2 separate regions of the Homo sapiens genome follow, and region 1 is linked to region 2. The links are chromatin contacts, found by Hi-C or POLR2A ChIA-PET in ENCODE. All regions are on one chromosome and are shown on one strand. The core of a region is the stretch at or near the end of the contact, and the rest is flanking DNA. Distances in the headings are between cores, read along the strand shown.

What was found. A loop is a pair of places that touch in the nucleus more often than their neighbours do. ChIA-PET counts read pairs that join two places held with the same protein, here RNA polymerase II (POLR2A). Pooled maps may share reads with other maps.
Region 1: a map of gastrocnemius medialis shows a loop between it and region 2 (4-fold over the local background). The contact joins the promoter of MLYCD here to the enhancer-like site in region 2. A Hi-C loop is called at or near these places in 2 of 168 maps with a recorded cell type or tissue (chondrocyte and gastrocnemius medialis) and 1 of 50 pooled maps. POLR2A ChIA-PET finds 5 or more read pairs at or near these places in 2 of 52 experiments (AG04449 and BJ).

Annotation. Positions count from the first base shown.
Region 1 is chr16:83,897,034-83,901,559 of GRCh38, reverse strand. It overlaps MLYCD (malonyl-CoA decarboxylase), which reads right to left and starts at 2,445. Exons shown (of 5, transcript NM_012213.3): 1 at 1,888-2,445. The coding sequence starts at 2,415. RefSeq lists silencers at 1,776-1,945, 2,246-2,675.
Region 2 is chr16:82,631,920-82,636,469 of GRCh38, reverse strand. The region is part of intron 1 of CDH13 (cadherin 13); the gene reads right to left. Among named protein-coding and RNA genes, the nearest start is that of CDH13, 7.2 kb to the right of the region's middle. Within about 2 kb of position 2,374, at least 11 of the 41 ENCODE cell types and tissues checked have a DNase peak (open chromatin) inside an H3K27ac peak, as active enhancers do; they include gastrocnemius medialis, where a contact is called at or near this core.

The DNA of each region.
Region 1 (4,526 bases), core at 1,196-3,695, 1.3 Mb before region 2:
GTCCAAATGTCTGATATGAGGACCCTCTCAGCTGGGCAGAAACCTTTCAAGTCCTTCATGGCTTTCTCTCAGGCTCAAAAATCTATGACTGAGTGTGGGGCAGACTCACCTCCACACAAATGCTGAATGATTAGTGTGTCAAGTGTGTCTTATGCCAGGACACCCAGGAATCTATTGCAATGATTCATTCATCATTCTGCTATGCAAGAAATTTAAAGACAAGTTTCCCAGTTTTCGAGGAGCTGATCATTTACATGGGGGGATGATATACTGCAAGTACTATGTCCAAGTGTGGATCAGAAAAACTCAGCTATTCAGACTAGGCTTGAGCCCAGAACATGATAATTCAACACAGTAAGAATTCATGACTGATTCTGTGTCATGCAATTAGCAACTGTGGGCTTTCTGTCTGAGAATCTTACGGCCAAAGATGCCTGGCCCTCAGTAACACTTAGCGCTGTAAATTAACCAGCTATCACGGGGAATCAAATCATGGCCACTGTTGTCACTCTTGACATTAATCCCATACTTAATTATGCCCAATTTTATGCATCTAAGTAGCCAAAAAAGAAAGTTTCTAATAAACATCTGATTAACGGTAAGACAGTGATATAAAGCGTAGTGCAAATAACCCTGGATTAGGGTGGGTGATCAGCAAGAGCTTTTCGCTCTGAATTTCAGGACAAGTAACACAACCTCAGCATGTTCTCCTTTACTGTAAAAGGGATACGTGTTATCACCCACGTAAGACTGAAGGAATGTAAACTATTAAACCAGTATTAGAGTTCTTAAATGGGTCAAGTCATAATCATTCAAGTGTTCAATTTTTTTTTAACACCAACTGCACATAACAAACTTCTGAATGTCCAAAACTTCCTGAAACATTTACGTCATTTTTCGTTCATTAAAAGGGCAGGTTAAGCCTGGGCCACATGGTGAAACGCCCTCTCTACAAAAAAAAAAAAAAAAAAAAAAAATTAGCCGGGCATGGTGGCCTGCACCTGTAGTCCCAGCTACTCAGGAGGCTGAGGTGGGAAGATTGCTTGAGCCTGGGGAAGTCGAGGCTGCAGTGAGCCGTGATAACACCACTGTACTCCAGTCTGGGCAACAAAAATAAAAATAAAAAAAGGGCAGGTTAGTTTTTCGCCGTATTTAATACTAACAGTATAAAAGAAGAGTATATGTTGCTCTAGGCCTTCTTTCGGGTCATAATCATTTAAATCTCAAAGTATGTGTCTGCATTTAACATGAATGAACTGTGCTAATGCCTGATTACCTCAAGTCAACTCAGAATCATCACATTAAGTACTGAACGCAGGGAGTTAAATGCCCTCCCAAAAGTCATGGAGCACAGACAAGGCCAGAAGCCATGGAGACTCCTGGGTGGTGGTGGTGACCTTGAGTCCTATTTACCTTTGTGCATTTCACAGGACTTCTCAGGACAATGTCTCACACATAGCGGGTGCCCAGTGAACTTCTGAAACACCATCCAGGGTCTCAGAAGGCTGCCTGATGCTCTAGTTCAGGTATACCATATAGATGAAACACTTCTCAGCTACAATAATTTCAAAAGACTGTAGAGCACACACTAATCAGGTACGAGAGGTGACAGCTACCTTAAAGACCACCAAGTGCTGAGTATTTAGTAAACACTATACAAGTGAGGACTTCAAGGACAGACTGGAGGAAGGCGGGGGTGTGCTCTGACGAGGCCAGGACTCAGACAGCGTGGGAAGGGGACACAGTTGGCAGGCGGTAACTGCGGGCGAAGTGAGCGTGCTATCGGGCAGGGAAGGCGGGGTGTGTGGGACTTGGAGGGGGCAAGTGAGGACTACTCGAGGAGGGCGGCCAGTCCGCGCTGCCGGGGGATCGACGGCGGCCCCTTACCCGGACGTCCGGCCCCTCCACCAGCTTGAGGGCCTGCGCCTCCAGCAGGTCGGCCCGCAGCTGCACCAGGAAGCGCACGCCGCCGTCCAGCTTGCTGATGTGGTGGAAGAGGCCGCGATAGCGCGGCACCAGCGCGTAGCGCAGCCGGTCCTCGGCCTGCAGCAGCACCGCCGCCTCCCGCTGCTGCTGGCGCAGATGGAGCACGCCGGCGCTCTGCTCCGCCACCTGGCCGTGGTCCACGCCGAAGCCCCGCGCCAGGCGGCCCAGCAGTTCGGCCCGCTGGGCCGTCTCGGCCAGCCCACCGTAGAAGCTCACGAAGTCCGCGCACTGACCCTCGGCGGGCGCCGGTGTCTTCTCGCGCAGCTCGTAGGCCGGCGTCGGCGGCACCGCGCGGCGCAGCAGCTCGTCCATGGCCCGCTCCAGGGCGCCGGCCGCCTGCCCGCTCGCCAGCCGGGGCCCGGGCGGCCGCGGGGGCAACCGCAGCGGGAGGAGACGCCTGGCCGTCAAGCCTGGCCCGAAGCCTCGCATGGTGCCCCACAACAGCTGCCGAGGGGGAGCGCCGCCGCCGCTGCCGCGCTTCCGGCTTCCGGCGCGCGCCGGCCCCATTGGCCGAGGCCGCGAGCCCGGCTGGGGACGCGGCCAATAGGAGGGCGGGGCGGTGGGGGCGAGGCGGCGGGGGCGGAGCGGCTCTGGCGGCGGCCGGAGGCCAAGTGTGGCTAAAGGTTACTGCCCCGCGGCTGGGCTGCCTCGGGGCCTGCTCCCGCGCGGCTGGCGGCTTGTACTCCGGTCCTAACACCTGACCGCCTAAAGGCACCGGCCCAGCCCCTCCTCTCTTTCCCGACTGCACTGCACAAGTGCCGCCTCCTCTCTAGATCCGAGCGCCTCCAGCCTCCCGGTGCATCAGAGTCACCTGGGAACTCCTGCACCGGAGGATTCCTGGGCTCCGAAATCAGAATCCTAGAGATTCAGATTCAGTGTGTCTGGGAGGAGCCAAGGAATATGCTTGCTTAAGAGGTGTTTGTGGCAATCCTCTGGCATGGTAGGTAGCCTTTGTTTGACCCCTGCCTAGGCACTCACCATTCGCGTCAGTGTCTTACACACATGACGCTCAGAGCCACAGAGGTTGGAGGGGTGTGTGAGTGTGTGTGGAGAGAGAGAGAATATGTCTATATGTATGGATGTATGTACACATACGCACGCATATACACATACATATGTATGTAAAAGAGACATGGAGACAGAGAGACTGATGGAAAGCCATACCCTTGAGCAAATGCCAGAATGAGACAAAGAGTTTTCTTTGAAATAGTTTTCAGATAATTGCAGTTATCAAGGCATATTTATTTTGTCCTCTAGAAAGATAGGCCTGAACTCTAGTTCCCCCTCCTTCCCCAATCCATTACAATCTGTAGAAGAGAATGTCACATACCAGCCATGTCTCCCACATGCAAAATTGCAGGAGGCATTAGGAACACAGTGGGATTTTGTTCCACTCTGATGGAAATATGGCATCTTTGGTTGGAGGGTGAGGGAGCCATGTACTTGGTTGACTATGTCTAGGTGCTAGGATTTCTATAGGTAGAACCCTTTGGTGCAGGTCTTGCAGTATAAAAGACACCTGGAGGTAGTTCTGTATGAGGACAGCCTTTGCTGGGTGTGTCTCATCTTATGGGGCACGAAGAAAGTACGTTTGGCTCATTCTGCCAAGACACAGACACACAAAACATTCTGAAAGCCTAGTGGTGGCTTTTGAGGACACCTCTCCATTCCTCTTTTCTAAGAAGTGGTGAAACCATATTGCCAGCTGGCTAAGGGAGTTGGTGGGGTCCAAACTCTGGTGTTTGTCTCTTTGCCTTGTCGAGTGAGCTTTTGTCTGTCCTAGGATACTCCTGCCTTGCTTTAGGAATCTTGTCTTGAAAGCTTGACTTTGCTTAAGCATTTGCTAAGTGTAGTACTCCCACAACCCTGTTCTTTCTCATCTTTCCCGGTGCCTTCCTTTTTATGTAATTTCTGGCTTCTGTTTTTTTTTTCTCTGTGTTTATACTTTTTTCTCTAGGCGTCAACAGCCATCCTCTGCTTTTTCCCACTCATGTCCTTATTTCAAAAGACTGCCCCAATCCAAAAATGAAATTAAAGAAACAATTCTATTTACAACAACATCTGAAGGGATAAAAGAAACATGTTTAACCAAGGAAGTGTGAGACTGGTAGATGGAAAACCACAGAACAGTATTGAAGGAAATTAAAGAAGACCTAAACAAATGGAATGGTCCATGCATGGTTCATGGATTGGAAGATGTAATATTGTTAATATAGCTCATATGGTTTGGATCTGTGTCCAACCAAATCTCATGTCTAGTTGTAATCCTCAGTGTTGGAGGTGGCGCCTGGTAAGAAATGATTGGATCATAGGGGCAGAGTTCTCATAAATGGGTTAGCACCATCCCCGCTTGGTACCCTACAGTGAGTTCTCAGGAGATCCGGTTGTTTAGAAGTGTGCATCACCACCCCCTCTCTCCTGCTCTGGCTATGTGAAGCTCCTCACTCCCCCTTTGCCTTCCGCCATGAATGGAAGCCTCCTGAGGCCTCTCCAGAAGCAGAAGCCACTACGTCTTCTGTACAGCTTGTGGAACCATAATC
Region 2 (4,550 bases), core at 1,125-3,624:
AGTCTCAGAGATTGGTTAATTGTACAGGCTGCACGTCGGTCACTTTATTCAAGGGCATTTCCAGGCCCCCACGGTGCCCATCCTAGATGCAGGCATGGACTGGATCTGCTGGCAATACTGTAATGCAGGCCTTAGGTGCCTCTCCCAGGAACGTTCTGCAGCCTGAATTACACTCCCACATAGAGAAGCCCTCAGACCGACCCTGTTTACAATGTCAAACACCTGGTCTCCTTGTTTGACTCTTCCTGCCAATTGGAAGAGTCAGAACTCAAGCAGGCCTCCTTCACCTCTCTCTGGCCCTGCCATCTCCATACCCAGCCACCATCAAAGCCTGTCAAGTTATCCACCTAAATGTCTCTTGGATTATCTGAATAGGATTTAGTCCATTCTTGCATTGCTATAAAGAACTGCCTGGGACTGGGTAATTTATAAAGACAGGAGGTCTAATTGGCTTGCTTCTGCATGCTGTAGAGGAAGTATGGCTGCAAAGGCCTCAGGAAACTTACAATCGTGGCAGAAGGGGAAGGCGAAGGAGGCACGTCTTCACACAGCAAGCAGGAGAGAGAGGGGGCGCAAAGGGGGAAGTGCTATACACTTTCACATAACCATGTCTTGTGAGAACTCACTATCACGATTAAAGCAAGGAGAAATCCGCCCTCTGATCTAATCACCTCCCACTGGGCTTCACCTCCAACATTAGGGATTACAATATGACATGAGATTTGGGTGGGGACAGAGACCCAAACCATATCAGTCTACTTCAATCACCTGCCCCATCTCTGCACCGTCGTTCCTGAATCCAGCTTCCCATGATCTCAGCCCTAGACTGGCCTTTCCTTTCCATTCTTACCCAGCTCCAACCCATTTGCTACTTGTAGCCAGAATGCAAATCTGATCACATCACTCTGTACCTTTCCCTCAGTACCCTCAATGGCTGCCACTTGCTCTGAGAAAAACACCAATATTCTTGCAGTGGCTGACATGGCCCCATTGGCTCTGGCACCTCCCAGCCACACTTCACATCACTGCCTTGGCTGTGTGGTGTTTCCCCTGAATAGAGGCTTCACCCAGACTGTGCCTTCTTCCTGGAATGCCTTTCCCCACCCACACCCTCTACTGTGTCTTTGTCTGTAAGCCCTACTGCTCCTCCAGATTTGGGCTGAAGCATCAGGTTGTCAGGGAAGCCGCCCAGATCCTTCATCTGCCTCTGATGTCTTTCTTATATTCATTCATTCATTTGTTCATTCATGTTTGCTGAGTACTATGTGCCAGGCACTGTTCTAAGCCCTGGGAGTATAGAAATGAACAAATCAAGCCACAATGTGGACCACAACAGAGCTTATAGTCTAGTGGAGGAGAAAGACAAAGAACACCTAGGCAAAATATTTAGAACGGCATGACCTCACACAGCTGGGCTTTCTTCCCTCATCACAGTTGTCTCCATCTTAAATTATTCATTAATTGCTATTGATCCTTCCTGCCAAGCTGTGAGCCCCAGGAGAGCAGAGACTCAGTCTGCCTTATGAGCAACTGTATCCTGCACACACAAGTGGTGCTTGGAACATAGTAGATCCTCCATAGAGATCATAGATATTTATTGGAACCATTTGGTCTCAGGTGAATCTCCCTGAAGTCAAGTTGCTCAAGTGCTTGGGGCCTAGGAGGAAAAGTCCCCAACGGCTGAACTTCTCAGGCCCCTCTTATTTGAGAAGACGCCCAGAAGCCTCTTTGGCTGTAACTTTAAGTTAGATAAAGAGTCAGGAAACTTTTTCTTTTAGGGACTAAATAGTAAATACTTTCAGCTTCAGGGGCCAGACAGTCTCAACTCTGTTGTTATAGCACAAAAGCAGCCATAAACAATTACATAAATGAATAGGTGTGGCTATAATCCAATAAAACTATTTATAAAACCAGACTGCAGGGAGAAATTGGCTCACGGGCCATAATTTGCAACCCCTGAGTGAGATGATCCCAGATGCCCGACGGCTGATGGCAGTTGAGGAGGGATACTCCGGGCAGTCTGAGTCAGCCTCGGTTCCGCTGGCAGTGTCCAGCAACTTTCCGCAGGCCCTACAGCAATCAGTCCACAGGGAGACAATCACAGAAGCTCAAGCTTCAGGTGTCTGCAGCCACCACCTTCTTCCTGCAGCACACAACACAAGAAAGCGGTTCCCTGACACCTTGAGGGAAAGAGACATTGGCCTGAAGGCCCCGTAAGGCAAGGATGGAAGCTGCCACATTCCTTCCTTCCATTCCCCAGGCTCCTCCAGAGGCTGAGCTCATTTCCGGGCCCTGCCCAGGCATGTGGCAGGGCTGTTGATGGCTGAGCAGCTGCTGCCCTCCGCCCCAGCCCGGGCTGCGTTCAGCTAGGAGACACAGGGTCTTTGTGCCTCTGCAGCAGATCGGGTGATGCTCATTGGTGTCTTTGAAATGAGACATGACAAGTCAAAACGTGCCTGTTGTTAATGTTAGTTTTCTAGAATTTGACTTCTGTTGGCAACTGGCAGAGGAAAAACAATCACTTTTTTTCATATGTGTATATGGAGTTATATTTACTCTGATCTTTGGGGTCTGTAGCTATGGAAAACAAGAATCATCTGAGGCTCACCTGCTGGTATGGGATGAGGCAGACAGATTAGTCTAGTATTTACAGAGCCAGAGAGCATTAATTGTAGCATTAACACTGTATGTAGAACGGCCGTGGGTGTTAACTGTTAAAACAGATATAAAAACATCACACAAGCTCCAGGACGGTGCTAGGATGTGACAGTGTCCTATGGATAAGGGTACTTGGCCAGGCGCAGTGGCTCACGTCTGTTTATCCCAGCACTTGGGGAGGCCGAGGCAGGTGGATCACGAGGTCAGGAGTTCAAGACCAGCCTGGCCAAGACAGTGAAACCCCGTCTCTACTAAAAATAAAAAAGTTAGCCAGGCCTGGTGGCGGGCACCTGTAATCCCAGCTACTTGGGAGGCTGAGGCACAGAATTGCTTAAACCCTGGAGGTGGAGGTTGCAGTGAGCCGACATCGCGCCACCGCACTCCGGCTTGGGTGACAAAGCAAGACTCCGTCTCAAAGAAAAAAAGTAGGTGACAGAGCTGCAGATTCAGCTTTATCCTGAAGTTACAAAGGTGCTGAATATTAGAGCAGTGTTCCCGGAGGCCTTGGCAAGTCTAAGTAGAGTAAGTTATTGTGACGTTCTGGTTATGTCTATACCGTGAGGGAGCAACACTCATGGAATGATGATGCTCAGCTGTCACTGTTCTCCAAGGACAGCCATGCTCTTGGTAGAACACTACGTAGAGCAGGGGTTCCCAACCTCCAGGCCACAGGCCAGTACCAGTCCATGGCCTGTTAGAAATCAGGCCACACAGCAGGAGGTGAGTGGCCCGTGAGCAAGCAAAAGCTTCATCTGTATTTATAATGGCCCCCCAGCACTCGCATTACCGCCTGGGCTCTGCCTCCTGTCAGATCAGCCGTGGCACTGGATTTTCATAGGAGTTGGAATCCTGTGTGAACTGTGTGCGTGCATGGGATCTAGGTCGCCTTCTCCTTATGAGAGTCTAATGCCTGATGATCTGTCAGTGTCTCCCATCACCCCCAGATGGGACCATCTAGTGGCAGAAAAACAAGCTCAGGGCTCCCAGTAATTCTAAATTATAGTGAGTTGTAGAATTATTTCATTATATATTACAATGTAACAATACAGAAATTAAATGCATAATAAATGTAATGTGCTTGAATCATCCCAAAACCATCCCCCCAATTCTAGTCCGTGGAAAAATTGTCTTCCACGAAACCGGTCCCTGGTACCAAAATGGTTGAGGACTGCTGACAGAGAGGGTATGCAGGCCTCTATATGATCCCAGGGTTTCAGAGTCCCTTGGCTGCTGGTGCGTGATGACATTTTGTACCAACACACTGGTGTGCCAGGGCTCGTACTGACTCAGAGCTGCAGCGTGTCACTTCTCTGCATGACTCTTACACCTGAAGCAATGATCTGGGTGCTATGTCTCTCTGGGTGCCTGTCCAAAAGTACTGCCAGTAATGTGCTCAGGGAGGGGCTGCAGTCCCCTTGGTCATGCTGTTCCAAAGCACACATCAATGGAATTCAATCACAGGGAAGGAGAAAAGGCCAGTCCCTCCCTTTCCAAATAGTCCATCACTGAGAAATAAACTGCATCAATTTGATCAAACCTCAACATTTGTGAAAGCAGAGGTCCCAAACTCAAAAAGCCCTAGGGGCAAGCAGGCAAAATTAGTGAGCACAGAAGGCTGGGTAGTAGAGAGTGGTGACGATTATGGCAAGCTACGGAGGCACGTCCTGCCTAAAGAGGGCAGTAGTGACTCAGCCCTGTCAAGTACGGCCATGTTGAAGTGTGGATCTAGGGTTGCCTGACCTGACTTTTTCAGAAATGCTAGAAACCTGGATTTCTTTTTTATTAATGTACAATTTGCAAAACATTTGAGCCAAACAAACTGCATCCATGGCTAAATTTAGCCTGTGGCTGCTACTTGGCAACCTCTGCCCAGAAGCCAGAGTTGCAGGTTT